2 separate regions of the Homo sapiens genome follow, and region 2 is linked to region 1. A link is an interaction called in ENCODE POLR2A ChIA-PET data of the cell type or tissue named here. Cell type or tissue: GM12878. All regions are shown on one strand. Links, peaks and the distances in the headings refer to the core of each region. The heading gives the core; the rest is flanking DNA.

Region 1 (15,968 bases), core at 3,928-11,927:
TATCTGTCTACAGATGTCTGAAGAAAATTATAGAACTTCTTTAACATCTCTTGTAATTAGAGGGACTAGCTGATCGTAATAAAGTATTAAGATGTTGTCAGCATAGACCTGAGAAGTTGACGGCATCTAATTCAGCATGATTCATTTCCATGACTTAGCTAAATGACAGGTCCCAAAATAGCAGTCTTGATATTCAATAATTTTGATATAACTAGTAGGAAATTGTACCAACAAATTATTTTGGTATTATCTTGATGAATCCACCATATTGTGGGCCAGCATTATTAAAAATATATTCTCCAGAAAACCAATTCTGAGGGTATCTAATAGGTGTCACATGGTTTTTGTTTTTGTTTTTGTTTTGTTTTTTTTGAGACAGAGTCTCGCTCTGTTGCCCAGGCTGGAGTGCAGTGGCACGATCTTGGCTCACTGCTACCTCTGCCTCCCAGGCTGAAGCAATTCTCTGCCTCAGCCTCCCGAGTAGCTGGGATTATAGGCACCTGCCACCACACCCAGCTAATTTTTTTTGTATTTTTAGTAGAGACGGGGTTTCACCATCTTGGCCTGGCTGGTCGTGAACCCCTGACCTCATGATCCACACGCCTCGGCCTCCCAAAGTGCTGGGATTACAGGCGTGAGCCAACATGCCTGGCCAGGTGTCACATGTTTTTAAAAGGGGAATTGGTTATTGGTTAAATAGATTTCAAAAATGCTGAGTAAAATGAATTTAAGGAAGTGTTTTATTGGATTTCTCAGAGCCATTAATATGTTAACTATTAATTTTCAAGATGCTGATATAATAAGTAGTGCTTCCAAATTCTAAATTCATTTTTATATGAAGCCCTTTCATTGTCAATATGTTAAGGTACTCTTTTTTGGTTTTTTTTTTTTTTGGAACAATTAACATAGTCCCATGGTCAATCCTAAATTTGGTGTTTTATGTTATGAAACAGGTTGTGGTTGCCTTCTTACTTTATACAATTTTAAAAGTTGTATACCTTCCCAAAACAAAATTTCGTCATATTGTCATTCCCTCTCAGGAACATTTCTATTCATCCTATTAGGAAGTACAGAATATATTTAAAGCTGAACTTCCAAAGAAGCCAAGAAATACTGAATTCTTTGTTGATCTCCCATCACCTTCCACCCTCAAGTTTAGCCATCTTCTGACAAGAAGCATACATGAATAAAGCTTTGTCTTGGCTATAGCAACTTTGGGCTGATAGATTTGAATACACAGAAAAAAAAAGGCCTGGCTCTTCAACTTGAAACTGGTTTAGTATTCCTCAACAATCAGATCATCACTATCAAATTTCTTAGCTAAGACTTTACTCACTTATTAAATATAGACTTGGACTAGTGTCTGAGTACTCTATGTTAAATTCACAATGAAAATTTAAGAAACACATTCCAGAAAACAACTTGGTGACATCTATTCAAAAGTCTTACAAATGTTCCTTTATGTTGATCCACATTTGATTCTACTTTTACAAATTGATCACCAAAGTATGTGTAAGAATTGTCATAGACACATTACTCATAAGTACCTATAAAAATGATACATTCTTGGCAGGGTGTGGTGGCTCACGCCTGTAATCCCAGCACTTTGAGAGGCCAAGGCGGGCAGACCACCTGAGGTCAGGAGTTCAAGACCAGCCTTACCAACATAGTGAAACCCTGTCTCTACCAAAACTACAAAAATCAGCCAGCCGTGGTGGCGGGTGCCTGTAACCCCAGCTACTCGGGAAGCTGAGGTGGGAGAATCGCTTGAACCCGGGAGGCAGAGGTTGCAGTAAGCCGAGATCATGCCACTACACTCCAGCCTGGACAACAGAATGAGACTCCATCTCAAAAAAAAAAAACAAAAAAAGATTCATTCTTACAATAGAACCCTGCTTAAAACTTTAAAATAATGCTGTGCAAAAATATTTATTCGCATAGGAAAACACATATGTTCAAGTACAAATATTTTAAAAAGCAAATATCTATTCCTAGATAGACACACATACAAACATACATACATACATACACACATACTGGTACAAACTTATGTTGGCACACATTACTTGGAATGATATGAAAACTGAAAATGGTGGCTGCATTTGGAGTGGAGAACTGGGGAACTGAGGGAGACGGAAGAAATGAGGCTTTTTCTTCACTCTCCTTTGTACTGTTTGAATCATTTACCATAAATAAAATAGGGATTGATAGAAGATAGATAGATAGATAGATAGATAGATAGATAGATAGATAGGTAGATAGATACATGGATGACTGATAAGGAAGGAAGGAAGGAAGGAAGGAAGGAAGGAAGGAAGGAAGGAAGGAAGGAAGGAAAGAGGGAGGGAGGAATGGGAGGGAGGGAGGAAGGAAGGGAAGGAAGGGAAGGAAAGAAGGAAGTAAGGAAAGGAGGGAGGGAGGGGAAAGGAAATGAAGGAAGGACAGAAGGAAGTGATGATATACGAAAGGTTATTAAACAAAATGTTGTTTTCATCCCGTAAATAGCCCCATATAACCAACTTCTGATCATAATAGCTCTCAAGCAAATCAGGTTTGATAATTTTTATTCAAATTTTCTATAGTTTTATTTTAAATTTTGCTTACTTAATGCATCAGTTTTTAAAACAAGCACGTAAATTCGCAGATTACAATGTTAATGTACATTTTCTCACATTTTTAGTGATTTCTGCCTTAGGAAATTTGAAACTATGGTGTACATAACATCTTGTAACGAATACATTTCTTGTTGAATTGAACCTTTTATCAACATGAAATATATTGTTTTTTCCCTTTAAATAATCTTAATATTGAGTTCTATTTTCTCTAATATTAATATGTTATAATAGCCTTTGTTATCATTATTGTTATTAGTATTTGCTTAGAATGTCTCTACCCATCCATATATTTTCACCTTTCTTGAGTCATTCCATTTTATGTGTCACTCATAAAAAACATATATCTGGTATTCATTTTTCAAAGCTGTGTTTCTTTGTTTCATGTGGAGTCATTTAAACCATTTACATTTATTTCTCATACTTTGTACTTGTCCCAGTCATCATTTTTGTGTGTATTATATTTACCATGCTTTGTTATTGACTCTTATTTTACCGTTTGACAAATTTTTTGGATTGATTATATTTCTTTTACATATTATATTTATTCCACATTTTTCCTTAATTGGTTGGTGGTTATTCCTCTTATTTCTGCTTTTCTAGTAGTTATACTAAAAATTTTAAGACATATTTCAATGTATGTCAAATTTATGAAAAACTTATGTTTAAATTATTGAAGCCTAGCTTTAATGAGTACTTGTAACTTCCTGTCTCCTCCTCTGACCTCTGAGCTCCCACAATGTTGAAATTATATGAGATTTTAGTTCGAAATTTTATTGTGTTTTAAATAATTCTCAGTTATAAATTATGCTTTCTTTGCTCAGTACTGCTGTTTGTTTTCCATATCTTTGAAGCTCATTTTTAATATTGCTGAAGTGTGTTCTGTATTAATTATTGCGTGGTTCACAAATGGTATGTTTTTAAGTGTTTTTGTTGTTATAAAATGTCTTAATTTACCTTTCTATTTGAATAACGGGTGGATGGATGTGGTATGGAACACAATTCTCTCAGTGCTCTGCAAATGCTAGGTATACATATTTTAAAGTTTCCTCTTGGTTGCTATATTAATCATGTCTCTTCAGATACTCTTTTTTTTGGATGTTATCTATCTTCCATGATGGGTGTTATCCTCTAAGGTATGGTGATTTTGGGTTGTGAGGTTATCATTTTATTGGCCATTTCCTTTTAGCCTGTCTCTGATCACAGCCCACCTCCAGTTACCACCCTGGAGTCCTGGGCACAGGGCTCATGCTTCCACACGGGCCTCCCCAACCACCCCGGGCACTGCCCAGGCTCCCAGATTTGCAGCAACTACCTAGAAGAGGGAAGAGGCTCACCTCCAGGAGATCTTAACAGCAAGCAACTCCCAACCAGGCCCCTGCTGTTCCCCTTCTCCTCCGCCTTCAGTTCAGCACTCTTCCTGGGCTGTCATCCCCTCCTCCATCCCCTCCTCCTAAATCTGTTTCAGGCTGTAGATTCTTCCTTCAATGTGATCTCATCTACCTCCAGCTTTCAGAGGTTCCTCATAATTTCTGCTCCACTACGGCTATACTTTCTCTTGACATATATTAACAAGTAAATGGAGGCACAATAAAATTTTAAAGAGTTTATTTGAGCAAACAATGATTCGCGAATTGGGCAGCTCCAACCAAAAAATGATTGAGGGGCTCCACAGAGAGAGCATAAGGGGAAGACTTTTATAGGACAACTGTAGAAGTAAAGCAAAGCAGACGTTTGATTGGTTACAGTTACACAGTTGTCTTATTTGGTCTATCTTATTGGAAAGTCTGTAGTTATGTAATTGTAAGTTTGTTGGCTGTGTCTGATTGGTTGAGCTTAAGATTTATTTTTCTTTAATAGGCATTTACAAGAAAAAGCTCATTAAGTTTTGCTTACGTTTGCAAATCAAGCAAAGTTGAGGTCACTTTTGAGGCCTCACTGGTTTTGTCTGCTCAGGAATTCTTCAGGCCTAGTCTCCATTTTAATTTAACGGCCGGGCACAGTGGCTCACGCCTGTAATCCCAGCACCTTGGGAGGTGGGCGGATCACCTGAGGTCAGGAGTTCGAGATCAGCCTGGGCAACACGGCAAAACCCCGTCTCTACTAAAAATACAAAATTAGCCAGGCGTGGTGGCACATGCCTGTAATCCCAGCTACTCAGGAGGCTCAGGCAGGAGAATCGCTTGAACCTGGGAGGTGGAGGATGCGGTGAGCCAAGATCATGCCATTGCACTCCAGCCTGGGCAACAAGAGTACATCTCTGTCTCACCAAAAAAAAAAAAAAAAAAAAAAAAAATTTACTTTAACATGTATATTTTTATATTTTTTTTCTCTTATTTCTAAGACTTAAGGGGAGAGAGGAGTTGAGGAGAGAGATAGAGAGATTCTGTTCAGTTTATTCCTTTGGCATAATCCCCCAGCCTTACGAACATTTTTTTTTTTTTACACACAGACACAGACACACACAGTACATCTAAACCTTAATGCTAACTCTAAATAAAGTAATTAGATCTATGTTGTTCACTATCACAAACAGTAAACCACAACCATTTCCATGACTTCCTTGGATTTGACAGGCTTTCTGAATGATCTTCCTACCCAAGAAATAGTTGCCCGAATTCATTTTTCTCTCTCTATGAGAAACTCTAGACTGCTTGATAACAAATTGCTGCCTGTTTCTTGGTGGCCCCTGTTTCCTGTGTGTCCCTCATTGCCTCCTTCCTTCTCTAACCCTCTCCCTCCCTCAGCCTGCCTTGTGGAGCCCTCCACAGTCTGCATAGGACTATTATGGCATTTGAGTCCAGTATGTTTTAAGGTTCCTTTCTTTTCTCAAAATCGAAACTTCAGAATTCGCATTTAGATCACGTAAAATAAAACTTGTGTCAGAGGCCACAACAACACATTCAGAGCCAAATAGACCACACGATAAAAATGTGGTCCACTCAATTTACTACCACACGAGTGCCACCAACATCACATGTGTACCTGCTGCACATCAGTCAGCCTTCCAGGGAAAATGTCTACAAAGCATTACTAGGTGGCCGAGTGCTTTGCAGAGATGTGAAAGCCTATGCCTAGGGCTCAATTTTTTTGGTGTCTAAGATGAATTTGGCCAGTAAATTCTACCTGATATACTCCCCGCACTGTGATATGAGCAAACAAACATATGTAACAGTGAATGAATACACACTGAAAGGCAATCTAGTGTAAAATTAAGAATCCAAACTCTGATTAAATCTGAATGTATCAAATGTGTGATCTTAGACAAATTATTTAACCTCTCTGTGCCTCTGTTTTCACATCTATAAGGTGGGGACAATAATGGCACCTACTTCTGAGAATTGTTGTGAGGATTAAATACTTAGTGTGTGCAATGTGCCTAGAATAGTACCTAGCACACAGCAAGCTTCAATTAAGTGTTTGCTAATATGACTATTACATATTACTAGCAATTGCTGCTACTATCCTCAGGAGAATAGAATTAGTCAATGACAATTTTTGGAAGAAATGCATCTTTCTTGACTTTTTCCTGACTTCCCACATACAGAACATGGGAATGGGCATCTCCAGAGAACAAACCACCCAAAGTGTGTGGAAGAGGTCACTGTAAGACTATTGGGCTGGTGCCCAGGTACCCCGAGGAGAAATGTGACTCTATGTCTTTTAGCTCCCTTAGAAAAGTTCAAAACAACTTCTCACAGCTCAGCAAACTCATCAATCCCCAATTTCCTTGGGTACCAAGCAGCCCAGAAGTTTGGAGCTGCCATGTCTCACGCAATCTCCAGCCACAACTGAAAGAGCCAGATCCCACTGTTTGGGCAATCTATCTCTGCCTGGACCATGTGCAGAATCAGGTGCTGCAGTTTTAGGCTCAGAAAAATGGCAAATGCCCACAGGCTTGCTCAAGTCATGCTCAGTTTCTGGACAGAGAGCCTCTCTTACTCAATCATGGGAGTCCAGACGATGAGGACTGGTCATGAAGGCACTTTATGGCCAGGCCCTGCTAAGAAGTCTCCTGTCAGTAACTTATATTTATTTAACCTGTATCCACTGGATACAGAATACTGTCTAAAGTGTTAGGGGAGGGTAAGGAGGGATTATCAGAAAAGAATTAAAGATGGTGCTGCTTTTGGGTTATGAAAAGGAATATAACCTATTTATGGTTCTTGGGATTGAGTGGAAGAGAGAGATAAGATTGAGGAAGGGTTTTGTTGTTGTTGTTTTTGTTTTTTTTTCACATTGACTGGATGATTGTAGTTTAAGCAAATATCTCCTTGGCCTTCCCCCATCTCTTCCGTTTTTGTGGTAGCCTCACATCTTCATTTCAAGATGTATTTGTTGGCATTCCTCATGAGTACAATAGGTCTATTTATTACATCTTAGAAATCAATACTCTGGTTTAAAAAAGTGCCCCCTGCCTTGCTTTCCCAGAGAGGATGTGTTAAAGCGTGCATCATGCACATGTGCAGCCCTGCCATCGCTTTGAACATCACTGGACACAGACACAATCTTCACTAAACCAGGTAAGACTGTAAAAGCAGCTATAGGGAAAATGCTTTTCATCAGAGCATGCCAGCGCCAGGCTAAGATATGTGAGTGTCCCAGAGTCTAATTATTTGCTTTCTTGTCCAATCAATATTCATTAAAATATTGACAAAAGAACACATGCTTAGTAAATTAAGAGGAGAATAGAATCCCTGTGGCAGTTTTCTACCTCTCTGTTTGCCCCAAGCAGTTCATCTCTTGCTTCAAACTTGCACACTCAACTCAGCAGAAGGAAAGCCCTACAATGAACCAAATCGCCACTTTTAGAAAGCAATTTAGTAACCACTAGGACCTAGGGGTCTTTACACCCCACCACACAAAGCACAGTATCAAATTATTCCTACATTTCAAACAAAACGATTCTCACCCTAAAAGGAATTCTGGTCAATATAAATGTCCCCTTCTCACTATATTTCCAGGGATGCTTTTGTGCCTTTTGTGTATCAGCCTCCCACACAGCTCTCAGCCCTGGGCAGTGCAGAATGGGGAAAAACATGTTAACAAAGAGCAGGGGAGAGGAGGGTGGCTGTGCTCTCAGCCTCACAGAAGGCTTTCTGGTGCAGGCCAGAGGCCGGGGGACCTGCCTGTGAGCATGTGGTCGTTTTCTCAAAAATAAACAAACAAGCAAGAAAGCAACAACCATCAAAAACCTCAGAGTCTAGGGAGGAAAGGAACGAAGAACGAGGTGTCATGGTAAAGTGCCAGCTTTAGTCTTGTGAGATCTCGTCTCATTTAGGGACTCTGCAGGATTTAGTTTCCAGCTTTTTCTCTGGCATCCTCCCTTTGCCAGCTCCTTAACAGAACGCTTCAGCTGGTCTCAGAGAAAAGGCATGGCCTCCATCTTCTAAAGCAGTGCTGTCCAGCAGAAGCCAATGAGGACCACATATGTAATTGCCAGACTTCCAATAGCCACATATTTAAAAGTAAGAAGAACTGGGTAAAATCAAATCTAATACCTTTCAATCCAACATATCTAAAATATTATCATTTCAACATACAAACATTATTAAAATTATTCATTTGTTTCATTCTATGTATTGGACAATGCAATTATTAGGGCTCTTAGCCTCATGGTGAGACTTGTCCCTGTGCCCAGGGAGTTTGCAGTCTGAAGAGAGGGTGGAAGTTTGAGGACCACCTGTCTGTGAGTTACTCTTGTCTGAAGGCCTATTCCAGACAAAGAGGTAGCATCGATTACTGATTGAAGGTCCAGGCTCTGAAGTCAGACCACAGATCCTCAACTCTGTCTCTTACAGCTAGGAGATTTTGAGAAACTGGCTGAATCTCTCTAAGCTTCAGATTCTTCACCTCATAGGTTGTTTTGAGGCCTGGCCATAAAAATCAATAGAAAAATATGTTCTCTAATTACATAAATTATGAAATATTGATCATTGATATAGTTATTAAGAACTTGGCATAGTCCCTGGTCTCTAAATCCCTGAAAAGGAATATTTCTAGTTTATCACTGACTGACAAAGCCCTATGATCAAAGAGAAAGAGAAAGTTAGCTGATTAGTTAGTTGAGTAGAGAAAGAGAAAGTGGAGATGAGAAACAGCATAGCAAGGGAAACAGAATTCTTATAGGCAGAGGCCCAGACACTGAATTTGCCTTGCCCCATGTCTGAAAACACCGAAGAAACGAGGAAGTCAGTGTTTAATAAGTGGGGACTTCCCAACTGTCATGTGGCTGGGACCAGAACAGCCAGCCCCTTTGGGTCATATTAACCCAGAGGAAAATCCCATTGTTTCCGTAGAAGAGGTGGGAGGTGAACAGGAGAGCAGAGGTCAGCAAGTGTCCCAGAGGGCACTGAATAAACTTTTTCTCCCCTGGCAGCAGAACTGTCCTCGCGATACAATTCCTCTTCCCTGTCAAGATTTCCTGGTCACAGTATTTCTTCTTAATACTATGTTTGTGATTAAAAACATGGAGTGAATTAGGATAGCAATGGAAGGAAACTAAAGTCTCCAGGGTTACAGGACCTCAGTCTCACGTCCCATCTTACCCCAGAAACCCCTTTCTATGTGTCCCAACAGGGTCCCTTGCCCTCTGTGTGGCCATTAGTGCAGGTGAGCTGTTTAGTTGACAAAGTAGCCTACAGCTCTACACGTTAGAAAGATCTCCCTTGTATGGAGCCAAAATATGTTTTTCTTTCCATTCCAGCTCACTCTTGGCCTGAGTTTTGCCCTCTGGACATGCCTAATATCTCTTTTATGGGACAGTTTCAAATATATGAAGGCCGCTATGACATCTCCCCTCACTTCTGCATGTATTTGCCAAACTAAACAACATCGCATTCTTCAATCCATGTCTCACTGACCGAGGTATCCAGGCTGCTTTCTTGCCCTTCATGGAATGGGCTACATTTTTGGAATGTCCTTTTAAATGGCAATGCAGTGTGGAACACTCTCCTCCCAATGCACGCTGAGCAGTACCCAAGAGATTGGACTATTGTTTGGGACACACAGCTTGTCAGTCCCATTGCACGTCTGCCTCACCATCCTTCTAGCTGATCATGGTAAATGCTGCCTGTTCTCATTCCACAATGTCTTCCCCCACCTACCCAAGCCCCACCCCACCTCTGCCTCAGCCCAGAGCCTCCTCATCGCTCACCTGGATTGTTGGCATGGTCTCCAACTGGCTTCACTACCTCCAGTCTCTCACTTCTGCAATGCCTCTTTCGCCTTGTTGCTAGATTGTTCTTTCTAGTCCATAAGTTGGTTCTTGTCACACCCTTACACAGAAACAATCCCAACTCCCTGTGGCCTGCAGAATAAGTCTCGACTCCATAGTACAGGATCAGAAGCCCTCAATGATTGAGCTTTCCCCTATTTTCTTGGTCTTATTGTCCTTGACAGGTTTCCAGCCATGCCTAACCTCTTGCCATTCTCCTCAGCCTCAAATACTTCACACTTACTCCCTGGTTGTGAAAGCCTTTTGTCATACTTCAAAGCTCAGATAAAACATCATTTTTCCAGGATGCCTTAAATGATCTCCTCCTTGGAAAACCAACAGTGTATTAGTTGTATTTCCTTATTGGGTCATTCATTTATAATTTTTTTTGCTCTTTTTTTCTTCTCTTTTCAACTAGATGCTGTCCCTATAATCAAGGAAGTTTTGGTGTAATGAGAGAAAACACACACACAAAGAGCAATCAGAGTCGTGAATGCTCTAAAAGTGGATGGCTGTGGGAGCCTGGGGTGTGGGAATGGGAGCATGACCCAGAGAACAAGACATGAAAGCTAAGTCCTGACATGAGTGAGAGCTCCAGGCCGAGGGACTTACCTGTCGAACAGCCATATGGCCAGTGAGATCATGGGCCACTTAGAGAAAGGAATATTTAACTTTGTGGCTGCTTCGTAGCATGAAAGGTGGGGCATGGTAGGGATCAACCTGGACAGGCTGGCCAAGGCCAGGTCAGGCAAGACCTTGCAGGCTATGTTTCAGAACGTGGCCCTTATCTTGAGGTCAGTGGGGAATCTATGAAAGGTTTAAGCAGGGGAATGACATGCTGAAAATTTGAGCTTAGAAGTTCCATTACAGTTGGGAAAACTGGCTAGGACCTGAAACTGGACCCCTTCCTTACACCTTACACAAAAATTAACTCAAGATGGATTAAAGATTTAAATTAAGACCTAAAACCATAAAAACCGTAGAAGAAAATCTAGGCAATGCAGGACATAGGCATGGGCAAATACTTCATGACTAAAACACCAAAAGCAATGGCAACAAAAGCCAAAATTGACAAATGGGATCTAACTAAACTAAAGACCTCTGCACAGCAAAAGCAACTATCATCAGAGTGAACAGGCAACCTGCAGAATGGGAGAAAATTTTTACAATCTATCCATCTGACAAAGGGCTAATATCCAGAATCTACAAGGAACTTAAACAAATTTACAAGAGGAAAACAAACAACCCCATCAAAAAGTGGACGAAGGGTATGAACAGACACTCTTAAAAGAAGACATTGAAGCAGCCAACAAACATGAAGAAAAGCTCATCATCACTGGTCATTAGAGAAATGCAAATCAAAACCACAATGAGATACCATCTCACACCTGTTAGCATGGCGATCATTAAAAAGTCAGGAAACAACAGATGCTGGAAAGGATGTAGAGAAATAAGAACACTTTTACACAGATGGTGGGAGTGTAAATTAGTTCAACTATTGTGGAAGACAGTGTGGCGATTCCTCAAGGATCTAGAACCAGAAATACCATTTGACCCAGCAATCCCATTACTGGGTATATACCCAAAGGATTATAAATCATTCCACTATGAAGACACATGCACACGTATGTTTATTGCAGTACTATTCACAATAGCAAAGACTTGGAACCAACCCAAATGCCCTTCAATCATAGACTGGATAAAGAAAATGTGTTACATATACACCATGGAATACTATGCAGCCATAAAAAAGAATAAATTCAGCTGGGCATGGTGGCTCATGCCTGTAATCCCAGCACTTTGGGAGGCCGAGGTGGGCAGATCATGAGGTCAGGAGTTTGAGACCAGCCTGGCCAACATGGTGAAACCCCATCTCTACTAAAAATACAAAAATTAGCTGGGCATTGTGGTGCACGCCTGTAATCCTAGCTACTCTGGAGGCTGAGGCAGGAGAATTGCTTGAGCCCGGGAGGTGGAGGTTGCAGTGAGCTGAGATCGCACCACTGCACTCCAGCCTGGGCAACAGAGAGAGACTCTGTCTGGGAAAGAAAGAAAAAAATGAATGAATTCATGTCCTTTGCAAGGGACAGGGATGAAGCTGGAAACCATCATTCTCAGCAAACTAACACAGGAACAGAAATCCAAACATCGTATGTTCTCACTCATAGTGGGAGTTGAACAATGAGAACATATGGACACAGGGAGGGAAACATCACACACCAGGGCCTGTTGTGGGGTGAAGGGCAAGGGGAAGGATAGCATTAGGAGAAATACCTAATGTAGATGACAGGCTGATGGGTGCAGCAAACCACCATGGCACACGTATACCTATGTAACAAACCTGCATATTCTGCGCATGTATCCCAGAACTTACAGTATAATAATAATAATTTAAAAATGGGGTATCCATCCCCTCAAGTATTTAAAAAAAAAAAAAAGAAAAAGAAATTCCATTACAGTAACAGTGTGGAGAAAAGATGAGAGCCAGTTTAGGGTGGAGGCAGGGGAACTTATTATGAGGCTAAAACAAAACCACAGATACAGCAGTGGGTGCAAAGATTGGTGAAGAGACTCAAAAAATACTAAGGAAGTAGAAACCTCAAATTTGGTGAACCTGAGTATGAACAGAAGGGAAAAAGGATAAATGCTGGATTTCTGGGTCTCTGTTTAGCTTTCACTTCATTTTGTCTTGTTTTGTCAAACTCCCCCCACAAAGAGGTAGCACTACTCTCAGCAAAGTCTCAGGTCCCTGATAATAGGCATAATTTCTCGATTAGCTATAGATCCTCCATGTTGCCTTCAGTTATAGTTTGTCCAAGTCGGGTCTTAGTAAGCATTTGCTAAATTTCATACAACTCCATGGTACTGCATCAGAAGCTGAATTTATGATCAGATAGGGCACTTATTTTTTTCAAAGAAATACTTCTGGGCTGGGCACGGTGGCTCATGCCTGTAATCCAAGCATTTTGGGAGGCCAAGGCAGGTGGGGGGGATGACCTGAGGTCATGAGTTCAAGACCAGCCTGGCCAACGTGAAATGAAAAAATTAGCATCACGGTGGGTGCCTGTAATCCCAGCTACTCAGGAGAATGAGACAGGAGAATTGTTTGAACCCAGGAGGCAGAGGTTGCAGTGAGCCGAGATAGCGCCATTGCACTGCAGCCTGGGTGACAGAGCAAGATTCTGTTTCAAAGAAAAAAATACTTCTGTAGGAAGACCACCTTGAGAAAGGTCTACAGTTGTGTCATTCCATGAGCACCTATGCATTTTTCATCCCACAACTATTTACTGAGTGTCTCCCACACACCAGGCATTGTTTTAGATGTTGAGGATACAGTTGTAAATAAGCTTCCTGCCTCACCAGAGCTTATTCTACTGGGAAGACAAACATAAATAAATGACTAAAATAACACATGAATTCACATAGGTGTAATTGCTAAGGAGCAAAAATGGAGTAAGAAGTGAAACAACCAAGGAGGTAATAATTAATCTAAAAACTGGGTGATAAGAAGAAGATGAAATACATGGGAAGAGTGTTCTAGGCAGAGGGAACAGTAAAGTGTGGATATTTGTATGTCTAGAACTTAAAGAGAAGGTAAAGAAAGTACCTGCAGATGAGCTCAGAAAGCTGGGCAGCTCATTCAGGGTCATGAAAACGAGTTTGGATGTTTAACAGGAGATTGACCTGATGTGACTGTGGAGATATTTTTTCCCCCTTAAAGGTTGTCACAAGCCTGTACCACATATTCTTGGAAAAACAAGAGTAGTTTTCCATAACTTTGCCTCTCCCAAGAATGTTTCCCAGGGAACCAGCTAAACCATGTTTGTGAGCTTCATTCAGTACAGTTTCGCCTGGGCTTTGCTCCAGCATCTTTAGCAATATTATTTATTATTGATCCAGGTACAGGATTGTTCAGTGCACTGAATCAACAGGAGAAGCTGAGCTGAACAATGAACAATGTTCCTATTGTGTGCCTGATATGTACGGATCCCTTACCCCTGTTACCTGCTCTCCTTGGAGCATGAGGACCAGAGACGTGGGCCAGGGCAGGACAGAAGCAACTAAGCCTTCTGTGACTGGAGTACTTTACGGAGAAAAAGAGAAGGAGGCTGGCACACTGGCAGTGCCAGATGGTGGCAAAAGTGCACAAGCAGGTGATGAGTCTGAGGTTGAAAGAATGGGGACATGAAGGCCAAGGAGAAAATTTGGCCTTGAGCCTGTTACAATGAGATAGGAGCTTACCATCAAAATCGCAGCTGTGGGACATTTATCTCTTCTGATTTACCAACAAGAAATCGAGGTAGGCCAGGCACAGTGGCTCACGCCTGTAATCCCAGCACTTTGGGAGGCCGAGGTGGGTGGATCACCTGAGGCTGGTAGTTCAAGACCAGCCTGACCAACATGGAGAAACCCCATCTCTACTAAAAATACAAAATTAGCCAGGCGAGGTGGTGCATGTCTGTAATCCCAGCTACTCAGGAGGCTGAGGCAGGAGAATTGCTTGAACCTAGGAGGTGGAAGTTGTAGTGAGCTGGGATTGCTCCATTTCACTCCAGCCTGGGCAACAAGAGCAAAACTCCATCTCAAAAAGAAAAAAAAAAAAAAAAAAAAAGAAATCAAGGTAATCACTTCCAAAGTGAAGAAAAAAATAAAATAAACAATGATTGAAGTTAGGCTATAAAATGAAAGTACAGTGAACCCCACTTTCCACCAGGTCTTCTCTACACATTGAGGAGCCAAGAGAACTTCTTAGGATAAGAAAAAGGGACTTAAAACTGGAACTTATATAAAGAAGAAAACTATCAGTGGCAAATGGGCCTCTGATTAGCAAGTTCTTTTTTATTTTCCCTTGTGAAAATGAACAAACGTGAGGGCCCATTATAGTGTTTCAGTCACTGCCATTCTCCCTCTGTCCTGATTCTCCACAAACACAAAAAAACACTCCTTATCCTTAGAAGAAGCATGTTTTCAATTATCTCTAGATTCAGAGATGATTGTTTTGTTTGTTTTTATAAATGTGGTTGAGGCCATACCATAAACTCGGGTCTTGGGCTCTTTTGCCCAGTCACTAGAATTTCATCAATGCCCTCATAGTCAAATGGCGCCCATGTGTTAGTGATCTCACAGATACACCATTGTAATGCTTCATTATCGTTTTCCTTGGAGCGGGGAGGCAGGAGGGGGATCTTTCATAGGTTCCAACATGTACAAAACACTGCTGTCAGAATTTTACCCACAGTAGTAGCCTGAGCATGTCATTCTAATCACAAGGGAACCATATTGGCTCCTTGTCAAACGCTGAATTGATTTTAAAATTGCTTTGATGACTTATATATTCAGCCCACAGTTTGGGGCCTCTGTTTATCTCTCCACATGAGCCTAGTCGCAGCTTGAAAGCATTTGAAACTTGTTCTATCGGCCATTTGAAAATATAGGTTTAAGTCACATGGAGCATGTGCTTTTGGTTGCTGTTGCAGAGTCTCACATTTGGAGTTCATTCCTGGCTGGCCTCCAAAGCACTGAATGAATAGATCTATTTAAGATGAAATTTCAGTTTTATCTTTACACAGAATGCTTTTGAATTAAACATATACATAAGTTGTGCATGATTTTATTTGGGGTTATATAGCACATAAGGGCTTGAAAGAAGAGAAGAGGAAAGGAAAACAAAAACATCATCCTGCCTACTGATTAAATTGGTCACATGTTACCTATTTTACCTTCCAAGTTCAGTCAGGTGTTTCAGGCAGCAGGCGGTCTGACTTTTGCCGAAATCTCTCACCAGGATAGATAAGAAAATCTTGCCAACATAGAGTGAAAATTCAAATTTGGACTAGAAAGACTAGATTTTTGTTCACCAAGGAATTGATTAATAAAAGGAAGGAGGAGGAGGAGACTGAAAAAAAAACCAGGCGGGAATCTGAACTGCAGATCTAAACGAATGGCTAAGCTTTCATGCTATGTGTTAGAGGATGAAATTAGTTAAAATTAGAAAAATGGAAAGTAAGACAGGAATGTGATAGCCTGAAAAACTAGATTTCTCACAGTTCTACTTGTCCTGTTGGGACTGGCTGATTCTTGCACAGTTTTTCCTAGGGTGAGTGCAACACAGAATTCCTTATGCTTATGGACGTGTTTGA
Region 2 (15,968 bases), core at 4,011-12,010, 200 kb before region 1:
AGTCCCCTTGGTAGGGGGAAGGAGGCCTTAATTTACAAATACTCTCAATCTGGCCACTTTAAAGCCCCTCAACATCACTGAACATGGAGTTGAGAAGAGATATGTAAAATACAGGCTCTCATGAGCTAGTAAAAAACAGCTCTAACACTTGGAAAATTCACAATCTGGGAGATAAGAGAGAACCAATGGTGAGCAGTGTATGGAGAGCATCTGTCCCAAGGCAAAGGTGCTTTGCCATCTGCACAGGTGGGAATTATAATGAGAAAAACATCAGATTCCTACAGGCACATGCTATTTCTGATTAAGATGTTAGGCTTTCCTCACAAAGAGGGCATGGGAGGAAAAAAAAAAAAAACAGCCACTGCCTTTGGTCACTGCTATCCTGATGCACATAGCAACTGCTGACTGACATATACAGATACATCACAGAAAGTCAATATGAACTAGAGTTTTGTTTCCAGAAGCAGAAACTCACTTGCAGGAGCACTTGTGGAGGCAGCTCATGTCTCAGGGCACCACCACATTTCTCTGTTTCCCATCTTAATTTCACACTGTCTGTCCTGAGTTAGAGGATTTGGGCTGCCTAGTCCACACCTGCTTGTTTACTGCTCCAGGTGGCTGGGCTTCCAGATTGCCATCTAAAGTAATTTGGAGAAAGTAGTTAAAATGCCCACGTGACACTCTCCAAATGTCTTAAATTATCAGAGAAAATATTAATTTTAAATCTCATAAATGTCTCCAGCATCTATCAAACCAGAATAGGGGCTGATTGGCTCAGAGCAGAAGGATAATGAGTTTATTCCAGAACCATTGATAGTATTAGTGGTTTGGGATGGATTAGGCAGTACAATCCACCTGGGCAGTACATTAGCAAATCTACATGTAATAATTAATTTGTGACTGAGGAAAAAAGAAGATATCAATAATAAAAGTCTTGTAGCCATCAAAAACAACAACAAACAGTGAAAAAATTTTGTCAAGGCATATGTATCATTAACTTAGTCTACTGGTTGACTGTTTTATTAGTAAAGTTCCAACCCAACACACAAGGAAAGGCAGAAACAAAAACTAAGCTTCTTGCACATAGTAAGATAATAAATATACCACCTTTTTTTTCTTTTTTTTGAGACAAAGTCTCGCTCTGTCACCAGGCTTGAGTGCAATGGCGTGATCTCAGCTCATGGTAACCTCCGCCTCCCAGGTTGAAGCAATTCTCCTGCCTCAGCCTCCTGAGTAGCTGAGACTACAGGCACACACCACCACACCCAGCTAATTTTTGTATTTTTAGTATAGACGGGGTTTCACCATGTTGGCCATAACGGTCTCAATCTCTTGACCCTGTGATCCACCCGCCTCAGCCTCCCAAAGTGCTGGGATTACAGGTGTGAGCCATTGCACCCAGCTGACCGATATCACTCTTTTTTCCACAAGACCACAAACATTGCAGGTTCCAAATGCAACCAAACTCTTCTTTTGTTTTGTTTTTATTTGTTTGTTTGTTTTTGAGATGGAGTCTCATGGCTTTTTTTTTTTTTTTTTAGGCAGAGTCTCACCGCTCTGTCGCCCAGGCTGGAGTGCAGTGGTATGATCTTGGCTCACTACAACCTCTGCCTCCCAGGTTTGAGTGATTCTCTTGCCTCAGCCTCCCAAGTAGCTGGGACTACAGGTGCGCACCACCACGCCTGGCTAATTTTTTTTTTTTTTTTTTTTGTATTTTGAGTAGCAACGGGCTTTCACCATGTTGGCCAGGCTGGTCTCAAACTCCTCACCTCAGATGGTCCACCCACCTCGGCCTCCCAAAATACTGGGATTACAGGTGTGAGCCACCATGCTCCACCTCTTCCTTAGTTATTAATAAACTAAACAAATTTGACAATGGGATAAAACGTGAAGAAGGACAATGATAAGACAGAAGACATGTTAATTAATGGTGTGTCTTCCCTCAGGATATATTGCTTTCCTGCTTTAGCCTCTTAAATAATTGAGCAAGCTCTTGAGGCAGTCTTTGGAGGCTGTTTTTAACACCAACAGTGTTTAAAACAATTAGAATGAGCAGATCAAGTCACTGGAATGCTGTGAATACAGACTTTGAAGCCACAAATTAATAGTGTTTCAACTAGGTGAGCAGGGCTACAACTAAGAGGGTAGAATTTCCTGCTACAAACTTGCAAAAAAGCAAATCATGCTTATTTAGAATTATTTAGTACCACACTATAAAAGGCAAGGACTTGACTTAGGCTAGCACTTTCCAATCCATGTTCTCTCAAAAATTACTATTCCTCAAAAAATATTCTCTGGTTAAATATGTAAACACTACACAAACAAGTTTGGAAGATATTCCATGGTATAGTTTATTTTTAGAGTTGGAGCATATTAAAGCTCTGAGAAATTCTACAGCATAAAAAAGTAAAAGTTTGTTCACCCCATTACTTATCGAACTTTTTAATTTAAAAAATTTATTCAGATCTAAAGCCAGGCATAGTGGCTCACACCTGTAATCCCAGGACTTTCAGAAGCCGAGGCAGGGGGATAGCTTGAGACTCAAGAATTCAAGCCCAACCTGGACAACAAAGCAAGACCCCATCTCCACAAAAATAATAAAAATTAGACAGGCATGGTGGCATACCACCTGTAGCCCCAACTACTCAAGAGGCTAAGACAGGAAGATCGCTTGAACCCAGGAGGTTGAGGCTGCAGCGCTGAGGTATGGTTGTGCCCCTGCACTCCAACCTGGGTAACACAGCGATACCTTGTCTCAAGAAAAAAAAAAATGTATTCGGATGTAAAAGAATAATAGTGTGCTTCAGAATACTATTTGGAAAACCCTGGTATAAGATCCCTTTCACGGTATCTATAATGGTAAGTTCTTCTACCTAGAAAATGAGTTGGGAAATGTTTACATTTTTAAAGCCAGCGAGAAAAGAAGAAAATTTATAAAAAGTATTGTAAATGTTCTTTAAATGTAGCTGCTCTATACTAATTCCAAAGGGAATACAACAAAACACTCAGCCAGTGAGTGATCCCAATCCTCCAGAAAGGCTGCAGGAAATGTAGTTCCCCTCGGGGTCAAATCTTATACATGCTCTTGCTACTTATTCTATGTGGACAGTGACCACAGAAAGGCCCATCCTGTAGCACAGGGCCAGATAGCAAGTCTGATAGGCTTTGCGGGCCATGCAGTCTCTGCTGAAACTACTCAACTCTGATGTTGTAGCATAAAAGCAATCATAGGCGGATAAACCAGTGATCATGGCTGTACTTTGATAAAACATTACTTACAAAAATAAGTGATGGGCCTGACTTGGCCTAGAGGTCACAGTTTTGCTATCCTAACATATGGTATAGCATTAGCTGCCATGTTGTGGAAACGTTCTGCTTCTCAGTGTCAGAAAAACCAATCTTCTTGCTTACTCTTTTTTAACCACATAAAATGGCAGTTGCCTGCTCGATAGATCCTTGGAATTAAAGCGCTGGCTGGTGTTAACAAAGTATAGGCCTGGATTGCCATGTGCCCATTATTTAATGTATGCCAGTGGCAATAAAAGGGAACGAGAATTGGATAATTTAGAAGTTAAAGCAGGAATCAAATTTGCTGAACGTATACTGTCTTTTCTTTTTCTAATATATAAATAAGTATATGTATATATGTAAACAGTGCAATGAAAACAGAAGACATCTTTTTGATTAATAGATAATTATCATGTTTTCTAAAAACTAGACCATCCACAAGCATATCTTTCCAGTTGTTTGAACAATAAAAATCCAATAATTGCCGCCTGAGGGGTGCTTAATGGTATTTATACATGACTGTGTATAATAGGGAGATTTCTTTTTAATTAGGACCTTTATCTAAAAGTTACACTTTTGGCAGAATAAAAATTCTTTTATTTTACCCTAGTGTACAGGAGAGAATACATGAGGATAAAGAGATCAGAGGCCAAACAGGATATTGAGTTACAGAAAGCTGCAAGACAAGGTAAGCAGCAAAAGCTGTTCCTGGAGTTTATTTAACAAAGTGGGCAACCAGCGTTTTGTAGAGTAAAGCTTTGGCAAAGGCTGTATTTGAAACAAACTTGGAATGTTTTCAAATGCAAACTTTAAAGCAATGTTTCTCAAAGTGCAATCCATGGGTCACATACATTGGAATGACCTAGGCATGTTTGTTAAAAACACAGACAGTTGGGGCCCATTCTAGACCTGTTAAATCTGCATCTCTCAGAGTGCAGCCAGGAAGCTGCATTTTCTTTTAAACAAGATCTCCAGATACTTCTAATGAACACTACCATTTGAGAACATCAAACTGAGGAGTAATAATGAAAAGGCAGTAATGAAGATTCTACATTATCTTATCACGGATTGGCATGGGGCAACAATGACATAAGCCACAGAAGAGAAACCCAAAGACAAAAAAGGAAAGAGGACCATGATATAGGAAAGCAGAAACTGTGTCCCTTACCACATTAGCTAGAGATTTCCAAAGGCCTTTCGTAAGGAGGATCTGGAAGTTGATGAATACCCATCTTCCCCTAAAATATGTATAGATAGGGCCGGGCACGGTGGCTCATGCCTGTAATCCCAGCACTTTGGGAGGCCGAGGCAGGCGGATCACCTGAGGTCAGGAGGCCGAGATCAGCCTGACCAACATGGAGAAACGCCATATCTACTAAAAATACAAAATTAGCCGGGCTTGGTGGTGCATGCCTGCAATCCCAGCTACTCGGGAGGCTGAGGCAGAAGAATTGCTTGAATCTGGGAGGTGGAGGTTGCAGTGAGCCGAGATCACACCACTGCACTCCAGCCTGGGCAACAGAGCAAGACTCTGTCTCACCAAAAAAAAAAAAAAAGTGTGTATAGATAGTCCCCAACTTATGATTTTTTGACTTTTCGATGGTGCAAAACCATCTGTTTTTCTCTTTCAATACAATATTCAATAAATTACATGAGATATTCAACACTTTATTATAAAATAGGCTTTGTGCTAGACAATTTTATCCAACCATAGGCTAATGTAAGTGTTCTGAGAATTTTAATGTAGGCTAGCCCTACATAAAATGAAATGTTAATTAAATGTATACTATGCTTATGTTGGTACCCTGAAAAAGGCATATATAACATTTTCAATTCAAGTTTGGACACTCTTTATAATTCCTCTGTCATCTTTAAAAAGTTATCTACTGAAGCCAATAAAAATTGCTCCCACTAGTGATATATAAAAATACCAGAACTGAGGGCCTGACTCTGAGCGTCAAGACTCTGGTGCCTGGGACAGCTGTGTGTATAAATGGCTTGGCCAGTTACCGGTGATGTCCCATGGTGCAGGCTGGAACTGCAAGAGAACAGGGTCAGCAGTTGCCTGCCCAGGTCTCACTGCAGGAAGGGGTTCCTTGCCTAGTACAGTTGGGCCCACATTAGAAGTGTGCCCCTGGAGAGACATCACCACCCTCCTGCTGCTCTCCCTTTCTATAAGGCAAGTGTGAGAACAGGCTTGCAGGCAGGGGATGAGCAGCCTGGGCCAGTCACTTGCTGTGTAGGGAGCTATCTGGAAATGCCAGCTGCAAGCATCTGGTGAACATTTGGTGTGAGGTTGGGTTTAGTTGTAGCTCTTCCAACTGCAGAGAAGCAAAGCCACTAGTCCCGTGGAATGCCAATTTGAAGTGCAGCCATTTCCTGACAGTTGGGTGAGCCCCTACTTGCAGCTATCTCATGACTTGATCCATGAAAAGGGGCAACCCTTTACTTTCATTCCTTCCATTCATTGATCAGTCAATCTCTCCACAGGGCAAATAAACGCTTATAAAATGCTGTCTAACTAAGGAATAATTGTAACTCAATATTAAATGCATGTTCAGAAGCATACACATATGTGATTACACACACACACACACACACACACACACTCCCACCAGAGTTTATCCATATAAAACATAGCCACATATCTTTCCTAAATTTTCACTTTGTTGTGTTTTGAATAGATTAGGTTGAAGGAATGACTAAACTTGGTTGTCCCTATTTAAGAGTATGGTGTCAGCTCTTCCGTCAACAAGAAGAAGTATGACCCCAAGGTCAAAAAACCAAAAACCGTGTTCTACTCTGCACTCCACTGGGCCCAGCTGCAAGACTGCAGGCAAATCACTTTCTAGCTTCTACTGCTCAGTTTCCTCATCTGGAAATGGGGATGACGAGATGTGTGATAAGCATTAATTAATGTTTGCAAACTGTTTTGAGATCCACTGATGAAAGAGACAAAGTATTAGTTTTCTCAGCATGGGCAAACAAATGCTTGGTACAAATCCAGCTAAATCATGCTGAGTTAATTACCTGTAAGCCTTGAAACTGTTGTATCAAATCTGTTTTGTACTTTCCTGCCCCAGGCAGATTAGCACCTGTAGTGTTTTACACTGAATCACCAAGAGAAGTCAGCAGACAAATTGGGTCAAAAGATATGACTGTAGTTCTCATGGATTCCTGTTTGCCTGAGATAACTATTTTGGAAGCAAAAAAAAAGAACCAAATTTTTAAATATGTGATAAATGTTGGGTTATAGAGGCAGCCTGCAATGCCCAATAATAAGCATGTAATTTTGAATAATGAACAAAGATCAAGATGTGGAGCCATTAAAAAAAATAGTGTGCCTACCATTTTTTATGTATCCCAAAGATACATAAAGAAGTAATGTATCTTTGTAGCAAAGTATATGTATCTTTGGGATACATAAAGAATGGTAGGTATTCAACAAAACTAGCAAAGGTTGCTAGTTCTTAAACATTGTTTAAAAGTCCCAGACAAGCTAGACATTTGATACAAAAATACAACTTTCTGAGTGATGCCACTTGCTAGAGAAGTGAAGGGAGCACTTTGAAGGCTTTGAGTAAGACTCTTTAAATATCATATGTGAGCCAGAGGTTTAGACGAGCAAATCCAAATTTGGAGTGTATGACAAGAAAACCTACGCTAAAAAGAAGTCTTGGATAGTGGGAGGGCAAGAGTGGTCCTTCAGATCTGCAATAAATCAAATCACAGTTACTTGTCCAATTAAATATGATTGGAGAGCACAATTTTAGCAAAAACACCAGCTCAAATAGAAGTTTCAGTTTGCCTTACAGAAGGTGAGCAGATATCTTTAAGTCCTCTTGGGTTCAAGGAAGGATGGTTTTGCTGTAAGGAGGTAGGCAAAAGTGTAAGCAGAGAAAAATTCAGGCATCATTGCAAAAGTCTAGGGTAGTTATTCTCAAAGTGTGGTCCCAGATCAGCAGAATCAGTATCATGTGAAATTTGTTAGAAATGAAAATATCAGGGTCGGGTGCAGTGGCTTATGCCTGTAATCCCAGCACTTTGGGAGGCCAGGAGTTCTAGAACAACTTGGGCAACATGGAGAAACCTCATCTCTACTGAAAAAAAAAAAAAAAAAATTAGCCAGGTGTGTTGGTGCACACTTGTGGTCTCAGCTAGGTGGAAGGATTGCTTAAGCTCAGGAGGATGAGGTAGGGTGCAGTAAGCTGTGTTCAGGCCACTGCACTCCAGCCTGAGTGACAGAGACAGACTCTGTCTAAAAAAAAAACAAAAAAACAAAAAAACAAAAAAAAAAACAAATAAATACCAGGTTCTATTCTAGACATACTAAATCTGAAACTTTGTGGGGTTAGGGTGTAGAATTTGCACATTACACCAGGTGTTTATGATCCCTGCTAAAGTTAGAGTCACTGGTTGATAATTGCCAGTTAGTATCAGCTTGAATGTGAATCAACTGTATCAATAAAAAATGTCCTTTAAATTGACTTAAAGCATGGGAAAGGTAATAAGTGAGAAATTCAAGTCAAGAGAGTTGATACTGAATTTGGGGATTTGAGGTTTCATGAATATGATTATTTAGTGGACAGAATCTGTGGTAAGTAAAGGTAGGATGCTTTTTTCTTCTGGAATCATTCTCCATCAGCAAATAAAGCCATAAAGGGGTGTTAGCAGTTAAGTCAGTTAGCTGTCCACCAAAATACATATTCCCCTTCTTCTGGCCCAAAACTACATAGCAGTTAGGCGTGGCATATGATTGAGCTCTCTCCTTTGACATGTTAGCAGAGGTGATGTGTACCACCTCCAAATCTGGACCATAAATGATTTGCACGTGCACTCCTCCATTCTCTTTCCCAGTTTAGGTTGACTGTGATGGCAACACTCAGAATGACCTACCTGGAAGCCGCACATTAAAGATGTCCAAGCAGCCAACAGCCTTGATTTCTCAATCGCTGTGTAGTGAAGAGCTTCACTAGAACTGAATTCTCAACCCGAACCTTGTATGAGAAAGAGATAAACATTTTTGTTATTTAAGTGACTGAATTTGAGAAATCTATTTTATTTTGAGACACAGCCTCCCTCTGTTGCCCAGGCTGGAATGCAGTGGTGCGATCACGGCTCACTGCAACCTCTGCCTCCCAGGTTCAAGCAATTCTCCTGCCTCAGCCTTCTGAGTAGCTGGGATTACAGGTGCCTGCCACAACGCCCAGCTAATTTTTGTATTTTTAGTAGAGACTGAGTTTCATTGTGTTGGCCAGGCTGGTCTTGAACTCCTGGCCTCAGGTGATCCGCACACCTCAGCCTCCCAAAGTGCTGGGATTACAGGCGTGAGCCACCATGCCTGGACAAGAAACCTATTTTTACCTGTCCTAAATAATATGTTGTTATTTAGATTCATGATACCCCATGAATCTACCACAACTATACCAAAATGTGATCATCTTCTCAAATTAAAAAAAGTATATTCTGATCATTTGGTACTTTTTAAATCATTCCCTAGAACATACATACACATATACACCCACAGCCATGCACGAAGAAAATAACAAGAAAAAGAAAAACAATGGGGATATTATTGCAGGCCTTATTTTAGATTTATGTACATTCATACTTACATTAACAAATCAAAAAGACACAAAGTTCAGGGTAACATATTACCTTTCTATAATAGTCATGACATAAATATATGCCTGCAAAGCAAAGTGTTATAGCCGTAGCTTCTACATTTATCTTTCCAGAAAACAGAAAGAAAACCATCTGTGATTATACTGTACCATGGATATAATATTTATTCATCTAATTTCAATGCCCCTTTGAGTTTAAACATCAAATTTAAGTTTGTTCAGCATAATTGTTTTTATATGTAGCTCTAACTCCTAAAAATAGGGCCTAACATATTCCTGCTGACTGGATACATTTATGTTGTATTTTCATTTCAGCTTGCTTAGTCTCCTTCTCATTCAGGTCTGAGAGTGACTTGCTGGTTGAATTCAATGAAGTTACTTAATATATCTGTGTTACCGCGTACTCAGCTATTAAAAAGGAGAAAATTTTGTGATGACTTTGATGTAAGCATTGGTAAAATAACTGATGACAGGAATTCTTGACTTTCTGAAAAAGTAGAGTTCTAGGCAGAGTGGATTCTGGACTTCCCAAAAGCAAGGCAACTTCTGACCAGGCTCCCCTTACAAGAAAAGCACCTGGCTTCACAAAGTTCTCTGTTCTGCAATAACTAACGGGGAATTCAGCAGGGGGAATTCTTCTGTTATCACAGGGTTCTCAGGTCAAACAAGCTTGGACTTAAATCCTGGCTCCACCACTTAGTAGTTCTGTGGCCCAAGAAGTTTCTTAACCTCTCTAAACCCCAATTTTCTTATTTACGTAAATGCCTCCCCCAACTGTGGTTTAATTTCTTAGAGCCTCCATATCATTTTCAAGACATTAAATTTTCTTCTAGCAGTAAGCGAGGCTCTGTACAATCTGACCTTAATCTCCATTTCCAACCTATCAATCTCTTGTCCATTCAACTTCTGGCTTCAGGCAAGGCAACTTCTTGCTTACTGAGCACGCGATGCTCCATCGAGCTTCTTTTACGTCTCTGTCAATCCTCCCTCGGCCAATCTGAAAAACTTCGTCTATTTTAGCAAAAAATGACATTATCATCTCCTCAGCAAGGCCCTGCCAAATGCCCCCAGGCAGTCAGTCCCTCCACTTCTGAGCTCTCATAACACTAGGCACACACCTTCTCTTTAAGACTTACTACCCTCAACTATAATTATTTATAATTACTTTGTTCGTTTGTTTACCTCTTTCTCCCTGAGTGTCAGCTCCTGGAAAGCAGTGACTTAACCTTACTACAAGATGTCCGTACTCCACATTAAAGGCTTTGCAGCAGCTGTTTCCTCCGCCTGGCCCATTCCTCCCCCAGAGATCTCATGGTTCACTTTGCTCAAACATCAGCTTCTTGCTGAGACCTCTCCTGAAATCTCTCTTTAAATTTGCAACCTAGACTTCCACCTTCCCTGACCTTCTTGCCAGTCCCTATAACATTTTCTATTTTCGATCTTGGCTAATACCTCTTATTTTTGGGTTTTTTTGGTTTTCTTTCTTTCTTTCTTTCTTTCTTTCTTTTCTTTTTTTTTTTTTTTTTTTTTTTGAGGCGGAGTCTCGCTCTGTCACCCAGGCTGGAGTGCAGTAGCACAATCTTGGCTCACTGCAACCTCCATCTCCAGGGTTTAAGTGATTCTCCTGCCTCAGGCTCCCATGTAGCTGGGACTACAGGCAAGCACCACCATGCCCGACTAATTTTTTAAAATATTTTTAGTAAAAACAGGGTTTCACCATGTTGTCCAGGCTGGCCTTTAACTCCTGACCTCAGGTGATCTTCACACCTCATCCTACCAAAGTGCTGGGATTACAGGCATGAGCCATCAAGCCTGGCAATCTTAGCTAATATCTTTTAAAACACGCTATGATTCACTTATTAGTCTGTTTATTGGTTATGGTTTGTTTCCTTATCTAGAACATAAGCTTCCTAAGAGCAGGATCTTTGGCTGTTATTTGTGGATAAACTGTAAGTTCCTAGATTGGTACTTAGGACACAATGGTGCTCACAAACCATTTGTTGGCTAAGTGAATGAGTGAATCTTTGTATCCCAAAGACCTAGAAGTTCAGTAACCATGGATTGATTAAATGATTAAGTAACTGTCTTGAGGTTGTTTTCATGCACAAGAAGGAAAGGTATTCAAATTAAGTCTACCAGAAGAAAAAATGGATTATAGTTTTCTTTTCCTTCTTTTTTCCTTGAGAGAAGCATGGGCTCTGAGCATGAACTCCAGTTAGACAGAACTGACTTCAAATCTCAGCCAAGACACTTCACTGCCACTTGTCTTCTCCTGATCCTTAGTCACCTTGATGTAAAATGGGCTCAGTAGTAATAACTACCACTTAGGGCTGTTGTTCACAATCAGAGATTACACTGTGTAAGCACTTAACCACAGGACATGGCATATTGACAGTGCTTTGTAAACAGTACCTGCTGATAAAATTACATGCTCACGAATGAGGTTCTCCTATTATTACCACACACGACTGACCAAGAGCTACCTTTCAGAATCAGAATTCTGAGACCAGAGTGGACACAGTCAGTCTCTCTCTCTCTCTCTCTCTCCCTCTGTTCCTTAAGGTAGAGAATTGTGTCATTAGAGCTGGCCCAGCTCCCAAACATGCTGGGTGGCAGAAGAGTAGGATGGGCACACGCATTTTTATCATATCTGCTTACCTGACTGCCCTTTCTTCTTCCATCTAACACATCATATCCCCAGAACAACAGCAACAAATCCTCAAGTATGGGTCTTCATTCTAGCAAACTAAATCTCAAATTAAAGTCCTCTAAATTATTTTACTTCAACAGAGACCTTTCTTTCTTTCTTTCTTTTCTTTCTTTCTTTCTTTCTTTCTTTCTTTCTTTCTTTCTTTCTTTCTTTTCTTCCTTCCTTCCTTCCTTCCACTCATTCATTCAGTCATCCGTTCAACAGAATGTACAAAGGCTAACCCCCATGTGAAGCACAGGGTATCTATCAGTGGATAAATTGGACAAGGCACCTGCCATTAGAGCTTACAACCTAATGGGGCCTACAGGCAATAAACACATATGCAAATATAGAACCAGAAACTGTGATAAGTGCTCTGAAGGATATAAGCGGGTGTACTGAGAGATGAAGAAGGTGAGGACAGAGCTAATTAACACAGGGTGGAGAAAGAGAGGTTCCCTCTAATACCAAGAAATGTAGCATATAATATAGTGCTAGATTTGCAGTTGACTATTTCATACCACTACTTTGCCTCTCAAACAAACTACAAGCACTTTGATAGCAAAGAAGAGCCTTAAACTACATCTGCAAGTTCTGAACTACCTGGCCAAGGCTGAAGGTACCTTAAGTGCCTTACATAGTGTTTGCAGAGTTGGCTTTTACTGACCTTTAATATGTTCAGGAGGAAATGGAGAAAGGAGATTAGTAAAGTCCGTACTTAAGTTCTTAATTTCTTAGCTCAATTATTCTAAGCGAATTGTGTTTCTCACAATGAAAATAGAACCATCGATTCTTTTCTTTTTATAATTGTAGTTAGTTAAGAGTTTTGAATACATCAAATAGGGAGAAATGTGCTCCAAAAATATATAAAACATGCAAGCTTTGAGGAAATTGAGTTTAAATGAGAAACTGAGTTTATTGGTTGACATAATAAAACAATCTTCAATGACCATTATTACTTCACATAACAGACAGATGCATTTGTAGCTGATGTATTATGAAAAGGTACAAGATCTTGGTATGGCTTGATGATATTTTTAAGACAGGCATACATAAAAAGAGAAGAAAAGAAAAAGCCCAAGAAACGGCATAATATAACCACTGGCATATTTCCCCTTTTTTCCTCTCCTGAGAATGAAGACAAACACAGTTGGGATCCACTGGAAAGAAAAACTGCCTCACACTGTTCATTCATGAGTTTTCAGCTGTAATTAAGCATCTAATGCTCCAGATGGCTAAGTATTCAAAATTAGTACATTTCAGCTTCACTGAAACAGTTTATTTTGAAGTGTTCAAAATACTATCCAGTGGTGCTTACAACTGAACAAGAGATTCTTGCAAAATTCTGAAAGGTGTATTAGAATATATGCCTCCTGGAGAAATTCACAATTTGATATTTCCTTACCATTTCCTTCTTTCTTTCCTATTGACCCATATGGTGAAAAATTCTTAAAAATTAGATCTAGTGTACTTTTGTGTCCTGCACATAACTCTCAACCTACTTTAATGTGGTAGAATGAGTTCCTGGCCCCATTTCTTCATCCTTTTTTTGAATCTCTATGCTTTGCCAGGTAACAGTGCAGTCTTTCACACTCTAGCAGTGAAGTGTACTTCCTTGCCTCTTAACTTGGGATCTGGCCATTTGATTTGTTTTGGGCAATGGCCTGTGGGCAGAACTGAGAGCTGACTGTGCTCAACCTAGGCTTTCAAGAGCCTCATGTGTTATATTTTCACTTGCACTCTTATGCCTCTGCAATTGCAATTGGATAGGTGATGCCATTTATTCTGTGCTGTAGAATGAATATAGATGAAGCACAGCTGAGCACAACCTATATCAAAAAGTCAAATGCAACTGGACTCTAGGCTTGAATCAGAACTCCTCAGCCAAGTACAGCAGATTCCCGGTTGATTTGCAAACACATGATTGGGAAGAAATTATTGTCAGGTTCAATTACTGAGTTGTGGGGTCATTTGTTATGCAGCAATAGCTAACTGATATACTATGTCTCTGCCCCATTCTCTGAGGTTGTTGAGGAAATAAGCTGGAGGAGAAAGACACTGCTGGCCAAACAAAAAAAAAAATCAAAAATTATTATTTTTGGCATATTTGTCTTATACACCCAAAAGATTTTAAACTTCTTTGATCTAAAAAAATCTTACTATTTATCTTTGACACATCAATAATAGCCACTTAAAATTCTGTTGCGTTGGATTTATTAAAAACTGTTAGATACAAATAACAGCACAACTATTTTTTTAGATAAAAACCCATAGGCCAAAATTTTTCTCTTTGGCTCAAAATTTTAGAGAGGGATACTTTTAAATGTGTCTGCTGAAGAAAAATTTGGTTATATGTCTAAGCATTCTGATTATTTTTTCAAATGTTAACTCACTACACAAATGTCAGATATTCTACAGGAGGTTTTTTTTTATATAAATTACTTCACTAAGTATTTACAACAATATTTTGAGGTAGGTTGTTTTACTCTCAAGTTAATGAGAGGATCCAGAACGTTTAAATATCACGCTCAAGATAACACAGCTAGTTAGCATTAAAATCTATACCAAGACCATCTGATTTTATTTTTTTCCCAAAATACAACTGTATCTCCCAGAAAACAAAATCCTTAACAAAATGATTTGAAAATGTACATACATATGTTTGCATGCTATATCCACTGAGCATTTTTATTATCGCATCTTAGCATTAATATTGAAATCAACAGATACCTCTTTATGTTTTTTTGGAGGGAGGTAAGATGCTTTGAGATGAATGCTGCCTTTCAAGTGGTCAGAATAACTTTTGATGTGTTGAGTGACTGCTACTGCTTACTTTATTTGTCATCTATACAACGTGCACCTTTCTTACCGAAAAGTAAGCTTGATAGGGCAGGGCTATGTCCATCATATGCACTGTAGGTATTGTCCAGCACAGTCCTGGCACAGATAAAAATTCAGCAAGTACTTGTTGAACAAAAACAAAATGAGGGTGTTTTTGAAGAGTTCACCTAAACCTCTTCTTTTCTGCCTACACCAAGTTTCTAACACCCACAGACATGTAAACCCTATTGATATATAAAATATAAGAGGCCAGGAGTGGTGCCTCATGCCTATAATCCCAAAACTTTAGGAGCCCAAGGCGGGAGGATTGCTTGAGCTCAGGATTTCAAGACCAGCCTGGACAACAGAGTGGGACCCCATCTCTAAAAAAAGTGGGTTTTCTTGTTTGTTTTTGTTTTTTTAACTAGTCAGGCATGGTGGCACACACCTTTAGTCCCAGCTACTTGGGAGGCTGAGGTAAGAGGATCACTTGAGCCTGGAAGGTCGAGGCTGCAGTGAGCTGTGATTGTGCCACCACACTTCACTGAAGCCTGGGCAATAGAACAAGACTCTATTTCAAAAAAAAAAAAAAAAAATTGTTTTACTTTACAATTAATTGTATCCAGTTTACTTATTCTAATATGATCATTTTTCAACCTCTCAGCCTAAATTAAGAAAATGTAGGGGTCTGGTTCTCAAACTTATCAACTTTCATGGTGGCCTGGAAAACCAATAAAGTTGCCTGGAGTCCACAAGAGCAGAAATCACTATAGAGTCAGAATTAACAAAGGGTCATGTGCCATGGAAGCAAATTACAACAACAAAAAATATAAAAAGAGGAGGAGACAGTGAGAAATCTGAACAGGTGAGTGAGATTAGGAGGTCACCTGCCTATTTGGTTTAAGAATAAAAACAGGGAGTTGGTGGTGGAGTGGGGGGAAATAAAACTTGAATTAGAATATTACAACAGGAAAGAGCATTAATTGCTATTAGGAATGCAGGGCAAAGGTAGGAGCTCTGGGCAGGAAAGAATCTTTGGTTGAGAAGTTAGGGCATGACGGAGGGGTAAAGGGCAAAGAAGGGCTGGGTTGGAAGTTCAACGTTTCCCCACTGGAGATGGAGAAAAGGCCTATGGGCTGCAAGTTCTTATGGGAAGAGAATTCCTGGGCAGACGTGGGTGATCTTGGTGGCAGTTGTTCACTGGAGTATAAAAGGAAAATGTGGACAAGAAATCAGGTTATGATTATCTTGTCAGTTTCAACCACTCATTGATTCTGCTTTGCATTTCCCCCTAGGAACTCATTCACTCTGTGGCTATGCCTTGTCATTTTTCTCTCTCTGTCTGCAATCTGTCACTATCTTTGCCTTATTCTGTCGAGATCTCTCTCTCTCTTTCTCTGTCTACCACTTTCTTTCCTTTTTTCTGTTTTTGAGACGGAGTTTCACTCTTGTTGCCCAGGCTGGAGTGCAATGGCGCGATCTCGGCTCACGGCAACCTCTGCCTCCCAGGTTCGAGCGATTCTCCTGCCTCAGCCTCCCTAGTAGCT

The links. ChIA-PET counts read pairs that join two places held together with the same protein. Peaks named below come from ENCODE experiments on the same cell type or tissue, not always from the same donor. Only the 100,000 strongest peaks of a DNase experiment are listed, where the experiment ranks them.
Region 2: POLR2A ChIA-PET joins it to region 1 with 6 read pairs; 1 of 35 experiments calls an interaction of 5 or more read pairs at or near these places.

The regions. Positions count from the first base shown.
Region 1 is chr5:116,674,673-116,690,640 of GRCh38, reverse strand. No RefSeq gene overlaps it. Among named protein-coding and RNA genes, the nearest start is that of LINC02214, 80 kb to the left of the region's middle. RefSeq lists an enhancer at 8,580-9,009. In GM12878, for the core only: no CTCF peak of the experiment used is centred there; a DNase peak (open chromatin) is centred at 8,760; H3K4me3 peaks cover 579 bases; H3K27ac peaks cover 1,229 bases.
Region 2 is chr5:116,877,643-116,893,610 of GRCh38, reverse strand. No RefSeq gene overlaps it. Among named protein-coding and RNA genes, the nearest start is that of LINC02214, 120 kb to the right of the region's middle. In GM12878, for the core only: no CTCF peak of the experiment used is centred there; DNase peaks (open chromatin) are centred at 7,650 and 9,500; H3K27ac peaks cover 868 bases.